Regions from separate parts of the Homo sapiens genome. Here region 2 is linked to region 1. The links are chromatin loops, found by intact Hi-C in ENCODE. Cell type or tissue: mammary epithelial cell. All regions are shown on one strand. Each heading gives the region's core, and the rest is flanking DNA. Links, peaks and the distances in the headings are about the cores only. Region 1 has its middle 85 kb from the start of PDCD6IP. Region 2 overlaps LINC01811 (long intergenic non-protein coding RNA 1811).

Region 1 (4,393 bases), core at 79-4,078:
CCTACACTACCAACAGCTACCTCCTCATCACTCCACCAACCCTTCATTATCATTCCATCAACAACACCAACACTACCTGTCCATCACTCCACCACCATCACAAACAGCCACCCCAACCGACCTACCACTCCACCAACACCAACCACCCCACCGTACCAACTATGCACCACCCCCAGTCCACATCATTCCACCAACACCACCTGACCATCACTCCATCACCCACTCCACCACCTCACGTCACCCCACCAATGATGACTACCCACGACCACCAGTACACATCATTCCACCAACACCACCATTACCCCAGAAACAACCACAGCACCAACAACTACCTCACTACAACCACCCAGGCATCATCACACCACCCGACCTTCACCCAACCATCACTCCACCACCGTGGTACCACCACAGTCCCACTGCCACTGATCAACTACCTCCACCATCACCCCCACCACCGTACCACCCAGGTTCATCCATTCCCATCCCATCCTCACCCCACTACCCTAGCATGTTGAGGAAACAGGTTCCAGAAGCATGAGACCACTGGTCTAGACTGTCTAGAAGATTCACACAACTCTTGAAATTTGTCATCAGAGAATGTTTAGCAAGTTGTCTAGGACAATAACAGTAATAATAATAGCTCATAATTTTGAGTAATTGCTAATGTGCCGGGGACCATTCTTAGTGCTTTTCATGCATTAACTCATAATAACTTTATGCAGAAAGTACCATTATGGTCCCTACTCTAAAGATGGGAAACTAAAGACAGAGACACTAAGGAACTTGTTTAAAGTCTTGCAGCCATAAGTCATATCTGGGACTTAGCCCAGGCCATCCAGCTCCAGGGCCCATGCTCTGCACCAACTTGTCACACTGTCATCTCACAAAATAAATCCTGGCACTTTAATGAAGAGCAGTTATTAAGTTCACCAGGTTATTGGCAGCACCAGTGCCATAAAGTGAGGCAGGATGCACCAGCAGCCCATGCTCTTGGCTACTATTTGTCTGTCCCATGCACACCATATGCTTAAGGAACAAAGCTGTGATCCTCAGTAACAATGGCCAGGCACGGTGCTAACTGTGTATACTATCTGTTTCCTTACTTCTCACCACAATCTCCTGAGGTAAAAGAATTCCCGTTTTATGTATGAGGAAACTGCGGCTCAGAGAAGATCAACAACTTGCTGGTCACACGGTAGACACACCTGAAAGGACCGTATTCAGAGGGGTTGTATTTACCCAACACGTGCCAAGCATCCTGTGAGCTCTAGGGATCCACAGCACTTACGGCTGGTTCTCTCCTGGCCCCAGCATTTAGGATGGAGCCTGTAAAGCCCTGCTTTCAACAGTGAGTTGTTCAATGTTGCTCATAACTAACATTGGGGGACAAAAAAAACAGGCAACAATCCCTAAAGGCCAGAGAGGCAGACAGTGTAACAAATGTTAATTTTGGAGTCACAAGTAGGTTTGAACTCAGAACTGTGTTCTGTGGCCGCGACTGCGCCCACGTGGACATCTGCTGCATTTACTCCAGCCTGACCTACTTCAGGGCAAGTGAGGGACTGCAGAGCTACTCCTCCGTAGGATGCTGACTTGTGAAAGTGGCTGCCGCCCTTTGCAATTAGACACTCTAAGACCTCAATTCTGTGCACTTAAATATATACGGTGACCTAAGTGCTGATGTGGCCAAACGACAAGGGAACGTGTGAAATTGTTCCCATTAAAATCAGCCCTAGGGGCAACCACTGCATAACCAAGTGGAAGGCCTGGCCAGGTCCTCGGGTTTTTATTATAGGATCACAGCCTCTCTCCACCTCTAAAGCTCTCATTTCCCTCCCTCCCACGCCAACCCTGCCTCTGCCCCCTTCCCACACATACACACAAACAACACATTCTTCTAACAGCCACTGTATTCGTGGAAAACCTTCAGCTGTGTTTCTAACCTGAAGAAGGAACTGTTCCTATGAGAATAAAAAAGGAGGTATCGTCTCTGCTCTACAAGGTTTCAGGGGGCAGGGGGAAGACAGCAAACAAGCTGGGGCACTAAACTTGGCATTCTCATCTAGTGCCTGGGAGACTCACTTTTTCATATCACGTCTTCCTGGGTTCATGAGACAGGGATGCTTCAGCTCTTGGCGGGGTATCCGCTACAGAGCCTCATCACAGCACCCCAATTACACTGCTAACAGTAAAGAAGAAAATTCGAACCAATTTTAGAACGAGTTAAGAGGAAATAAGAAAAATCCCAGCTATGATCTTTCTAAACATAAGTTGTGAAATAGTTCCCTCTTGTGGCTAAACTGGGAATTGCCACTTTATCCTTCCAGTTCTCCAATGTCTAGAAGTTTATCAATTTTTTAGTGTCAGAAGAAGCCTATGGACTTCTTCCGAAATTCATAATTACAAAGAAAACTAATTGCATTTCAATTAATTTATCCAATTATGAAACAAGTGGGGGCTATGCAGATAGATGTTCTTTTTTAACACAGTAAATAACAAGACCTAGTGGCAGGTCTAATTACCATAAATTCATGATATGCTCCTTTATGATGGGCATAAATGACATTTTGAGAAATCAGTGGCAGCTGTAACAATATGTGAAAAGCTGAGATTTCTAGAAATAAAGTCTCAGTTTCTGGTAATACTACAAAGGTTGGTTTGTTGCTATTTATAACTGAAGGAAATTCTAAATTTCAAAAGTTAAGCTCTAATCTCCCATTCTAGTTCATTGAGCTGTTGAAGCCTCGGCCTCCCAAAGTGCTGGGATTACAGGTGTGAGCCACCATGCCTGGCCCTCTAGTTCACTGATCCTTTGAATTCTGTTCCTGGGCCCCTTGGGCTTGGTGAAACCCAGCTGTTCTAATCTAGCTTAATTTATTCATTGAGCAGTCTCTCTACACGAGGCGAAGTTACCACTTTCGTAGTATTTCCGGGGAAAAATCCTCCAAGGTGTGTGAGAACTAGGAAATCTGAATTAAATGGTCAACCCAAAACATTGTATCCAGCTGAAGCAAATCCAAAAAAGTCAGGAGCACCAGCTTCTGTCCTGTCTTGGCTGAACATCCCCCTGTTGAAGTGAATTTCAGCAAAATAAAGTGTAGAGAGGACTGGGGGCAGAGGAGGGCCAATAAACCCAGCAAAGTCTCCACAAGCGTGGGGTGGTGGGGGCAGGTTTGCCTGTACTAGGAATAATTAAAACAGCCAAGTGTCTGAGCACCTACCAGGGCCAGTCTGTTCAGCTTTCTACCACTCTCAAGAAGGGATTATTACTCTCATTTCAACAGTGAGGCAATGGAGGCTTAGATGCAAAAGTCTTGCCCAGAGTCATACGGCTGCTTGGTGGTGAGGCCACCACTGCCTCCCAGAAGACCCCATGGGTCCCCACGGCTTGGGGAGAAAAGCCAGTCCACAGGGAGGCTCCCTGTTGTATCCGTGCCTCTGGGAGAGGCAGCGAGTAGGCAAGACTGAAGGTCAGTTGAAGGCCCCACAGCCACAGATAGTGACTCCCACAGCACAGCACCCATGGCCCACAAAGGACGCCCTGGATGGAGCACCCAGACCCCTCTCTATAAGCCTCTAATCTGCCAAGGAATTCCGCATCAAGTCCAAATGTACTCCTTCTCCCTGCTGAGCTATCTAACCCTCATCTGACCACTGCTCTCCTGTGCTTACAATTTCTTGAGGCTTTTTACATTTAATTGAGGTCTCCTGCCTGCTGCCCCTTCTCACCTCTGAACCCCTCAACACATGCCTCTTTGTCTGAAATGCTCCACTGCCCAGCCGGCACAAGCACCACCTTCCCCACTCCACATGAAAGCACACACAGAGAGGGCAGCAGTCTCCCCTAGGAAGGAGCACCAGTGGTGTACTACCAACTACTCTTAGGCCCACCCTGGATTCCTGCCCCCAAGCACTCCTCAGCCATTAACATCAACTGCAAGATTTCTTGATGGCTGAACACCCTGTGAAATGTCCCATGTCTCCCCACATGTCCCAGTGGCCTTGTCAGGACCAATCCCCAAGGACGGTATGCCTGGCTAACCTCACCGTGCCCCCCACCGGTAGGCCCCCGCCTCCCACAAAGGGCAGAGGGTAGACCCTCACTCTTGGGACCCAGAATCAAAAGCCCATTTCCCAGGAGTTTGGGAGGGTCCTTCAGGATAATTAGCTTTGGTGACATGTCAGCATGTGCTGGCCTGAACAGCAAGGCCTGGGTGCGAGCCACCAAAATCAGCTTTTCTCTTTGACTGGTTTCCGTCACCCGTTAGTACCCAGCCTTTACAGCGTCTGTGGTTGGGAGCAGGTGTGAGGGTGAGGGTCTGTCAGATAGAGCTTGGAATGGGATATGCCACTCAGGTTTGTCCACACCGGTTCTGAAGACACAGCCCTGGCT
Region 2 (4,393 bases), core at 158-4,157, 500 kb before region 1:
ACGTACAGTTAAATAGAAGAAATAAGTTCCAATATTTGATAGCAGAGTGGGGTGACTATAATTTTTAAAATATATTATATATTTCAAAACTGCTAGAAGAGGGGACTTGAAATGTTCCCAACACATAGGAATGATAAATAGTCAAGATGATTACTATAAATACCCTGACTTGATCATCACATATTCTATGCATGTAGCAAAATACTACATCTATACCATGAAAAGGTACAAACATTATATATTAATAAAAATGTTTAATGTTATTAGAGCTAAGCCTTAAAGAATGAGCTTAATTTGAACAGACATGAACAAAGTTCCTATAATTTCAACTCAGATTATTTGTTTTTTTAATATTCATTTTATTACATAAGTAAATCATGTTTATTACACGGAATGTGAACAATACAGAAATATTGAGATAAAAATAATCGTCTTTTTAAATTTAACCAACCAGAATGAATTCAACGTGAACACATTTCCAGCAGGTGTTCAGTTTTTGTTTTGGTTTGTTTTGGTTTTTGCATCATTTGCATTAGTAAGATATGTATTCACACAATTTTGCCTCAGTGCCCTGCAGATATTTTTATTTATTTCCTGTTTATTTCCTGGTATCTATTACTGATAACAACAGTCTGCCTTTTGTCTGATACTGACTTTTTAAAATAATCTGTCTCTTCTGCCTGATAACTTTTAGAACTTTCCCATGATACATGAATGTTGTAATTTCATTACTGTGTGTCTAGGGTGAAATTTCAAATTCTTCCATTCTTCAACTTCTCTTTCTTAGCCCTCAACTCTTTTTCTATCTCTGCTGTATTCTGGATGACTTCCTCTGATAATCTTTCTGTTTTACTTATTCACTTCTTAATCCTGTGTAGTCTGCTGATTAAAGTGTCCTTAAAGTTTCCTCCATACCCATACCAATATTTTTTGTTTCTGAAACTAGCTATTTTTCCCCAAGTTTTTCCGTCCTCTTCCATTATCTCCATTTTTATGGATTCTATCCTTTTTTAAACTTTCAATATTTTCAACATACTTATATTAAAGTACTTTTTCAGCTGATTTTATTACTTCTACTTTCTTGGGCATGAACGCTCTATTTGTTGCATCTGCTAGACTTACCTCTCATAGTGGTGTTTTTCAGTGTTTTGTGATATTTTCTCCTCAGCTTATCTTCAATTGGAATTTTCTTCAGTGAGCCCTGGGTTATGAAGCCCTCCTTGGGGGGATGTTTCCTAGAGACTTTCAGCTGGGGTCATGTGCATTCACCGGTTCTGGACTTTCTCATTTAGTCCTCAGCTCAGGTTTCCTTTGCCACAGGGCAATTCTGCTCAGGGCATGGCCTCACTGATAAATCTGAGCCCACCCTAGAAAAGAATAGGCAGCAAATTTTCTGCCAGGACTGCACAGTCCACCATTCTGACCAATATATTTGCATGTGTTTAAATTTTCCATCCTGCCTTTTATCCCTTAATGTTTGCAACATGAGTATTTAAATAGCGGCCCTTTTACCTGGAGCCTCCGGAACTTTAGGACATAAAAATAGGATCAGCTAAAGTTTGAAAATCTTGTGTTTTTGCATTTTTCCTGAGGCAAGAGTCCAGAGCTTTCATCACATTCACAAAGAGATCTAAGACTGAAGAAAGCTTGAAAATAACTATTTTAAACAGCCTTGAATGTCTCCTAAATTCATTTTAGCCCCTGGTATTATATCAAGAGCTACAGATCTAAGTTTTGAAAAATTCCTTCCACGTATTTTCTAGTGTAGGTCAGAGCTGAGAGAAAAATGTTCCAGCTGGTGTGGGTGGTACCAGCACATGCTTCTCTGAGAAGATTTCTTTATTGGAATTCATGCAAATATATTTTGGGTTTGAGGGAGCTGGGAGAGAGGATGTCTAGACAGTCAGCCCAACAAGTGTGGACGCCTTAACCAAGCAATAGGTAACCAGAGCCCTCCCCTTCTCTATACCCTTCATCCTATACCCCTAACCTCATGAAACCTAAAAGCACAGAAATACTATCAAATAAATGGAATATATATATATGTGTTTGTGTGTGCATGTGTGTGTGTGTGTGTGTATATATATCAGCACATAAAATAACATCACAAAAAATAATTTCAAGACGAAAAGTATGACTAGAGAAAAAGGAAGTCACTGTCTAATGATAAAAGGCCCAATTCGCCAAGTAGAAATAACAATTTCAAACTTAATGAACCAAAAAATTACCTCACGATATTAAAAAAAAACAAAACTTGACAGAACTACAAGAACAATTTGGCAAATCCATCATCATAAAAAGAGGTTTTGACAATTGAACACCGATAAGTGGCATCTATAATTGTGCCTTCACAAATAGTATCTGACCACAGTACTGATCACAAATGGAGGTTCAGTGAAGGGAATTTTCCCAAAGTCACACACAGCCAGTAGGTGGCCAAACTTTGATTCAAATCCAGGCTCACCTGACTCCAAAGTCAAACCACTTTCCAGTAGAGCTTGCTAGTAAGAACTAGGAAAGGGATTGCAAAAGAGATATTATACTTTAATATACATAATTCACTAGGTTGACTATTTTTCCTCTCCTCAGCAGCAGTTACTTGCTATTTTTCCCCACCTGTTAATTACTCGGGTTTGTGTGGGGGCGGATTTGGCTTCCCGCGGCAGCCCAGGCAGGTTGTCACACTGTCAAGGATTCCTCCATTAACAAGCTGTCAATGCACTGCCAACAGCCACCATTTGGTTTGTTCAGGGAGAGGGAGCTCTGGTGTGGAGACTTGGCTCTATCATTTAGAGGAATTAAAAAAAATAAGGCAAGAGGCAGATGTCTTCCAGTCTGTTCTTCCACAACAGATTCAGGGATATGGCGTGGGTTTGCACTGGGAGGAGGAGAGAATAAGGCTTTTAAAATAAGTGCCAAGAAATAAAAAGCTAAGCATAAAGGAATGAAAGGCGAGAATGATGCACTTAAAAATGTAGTCTTTCCTTTCCTCCAGACTTCCCATAGGACGAGTTTCTAAATAACACTAAAAGTGGACTTTTCAAACTCAAACTTTAAAAATGGTTAAAAAGCCATGGTTTAGATTTTTAAAGTGAAAGGTGCCATTTGCCTGCAACCTTTTCAAAGTCACCCTAATGAAATATTGGGAAAATTTTCCAGTCCACAGAGGCACTTTCTGAAGCCTCTGTCCTTTCTGTTAATTAGCACAATTAACCTCTAAGCTGGCAAGCCCCTCTGGCTCGCCACTAACAGGCCCACAGAAATGTCAGATTTTCAAAGGGCTTCACATAAGTGAATGGCAAAGTCCACCTTTTGAGCAACTACATTTAGAGCTGGGGGTCTCCATGAAAATCTTTTTTCTGCACCTGTAGACTGCACTCCTGACTCCTTACCTACAACTTCCAGCACCTGTGCTCACTGACATGCACTTGAATTCTCTCCAACCAATGAGATTTCACAACCAGCTCAGCAGAAAGCTTGTTTCCAAAAATTATATCAAAGCTGCCTTTGTTGTAAAAGTGAGATTTCAGTACTTAGATTACAGAAAATTAAGAAATACATCCACCTTTCCCTTTCTACTCCCTTTTTAGTGCACTGCGAGAAATAACATTATTGTTCAGGCCCAATGAGTCAGTCAAAACATAACATTAATTTGTGGTGAGGACTTTAGTTGGCTTAAGAAAAAAGAAAAGTCAATTAACCTGGCCTAGACCATCACTGAAGATATAAAAAAATGGTCTTTCGGCAGAGGAGTGGGATGCATGTTTGGAGGTTATATAGACATCATGAGCAATGGGAAAAAGGGAAAAGACTTGAAGATCTCCAAGCATCAGCATTGATTCAGCAGGATTCATTCCAAGCATCAGAGAGACTCCCCTCAAAAAGAACCTGAAAGGCAAACAAACAATTCAAGTTTTCCCCACATCTCAACTCTAGCTGTGTGCTATCTCACCCCCACCACAACCCCTCCAACCCACAGGCTGTCTCCTTGGAAACTCCTATTGGATTTTCTCCTATGGGATTTTCAGTTCCAAGCAAAAAAGAAAGCAAAGTGTTAGGTTTCAATCAGGCAGTAACCAAAGGTGGTTCCCCTTTAGCAGTGAGTGCTAAGAATCTTAAAAGCAACACTTTCAGAAATATTATTCCAGTGTCTTCTAATCTCAGCTATGTTATAGAACAGAGATTGGAAAACTAAAGCCTATGGGTCATATCTAGTCTGTCACCTAGTTGTGTAAATAAAGTTTCATGGAAACACAGTCATACTCATTTGTTTACATATTGTTTATGGCTGCTTTTGTCCTGCAACAGTAAAACTAATAGTTATAACAAAGACTATATGGCCTACAAAGCCTGAAGTATGTACTACCCTTTACAGGAAAAATCTCTGGGTTCA

What was found. Peaks named below come from ENCODE experiments on the same cell type or tissue, not always from the same donor. Only the 100,000 strongest peaks of a DNase experiment are listed, where the experiment ranks them.
Region 2: it touches region 1 in a loop (10-fold over the local background); 4 of 110 quality-filtered maps call a loop at or near these places.

What each region holds. Positions count from the first base shown.
Region 1 is chr3:33,881,528-33,885,920 of GRCh38, reverse strand. No RefSeq gene overlaps it. Among named protein-coding and RNA genes, the nearest start is that of PDCD6IP, 85 kb to the right of the region's middle. In mammary epithelial cell, for the core only: a CTCF peak has its summit at 2,304 (motif pointing left); no DNase peak of the experiment used is centred there.
Region 2 is chr3:34,386,386-34,390,778 of GRCh38, reverse strand. The region is part of intron 6 of LINC01811 (long intergenic non-protein coding RNA 1811); the gene reads right to left. Among named protein-coding and RNA genes, the nearest start is that of LINC01811, 230 kb to the right of the region's middle. In mammary epithelial cell, for the core only: a CTCF peak has its summit at 2,444 (motif pointing right); no DNase peak of the experiment used is centred there.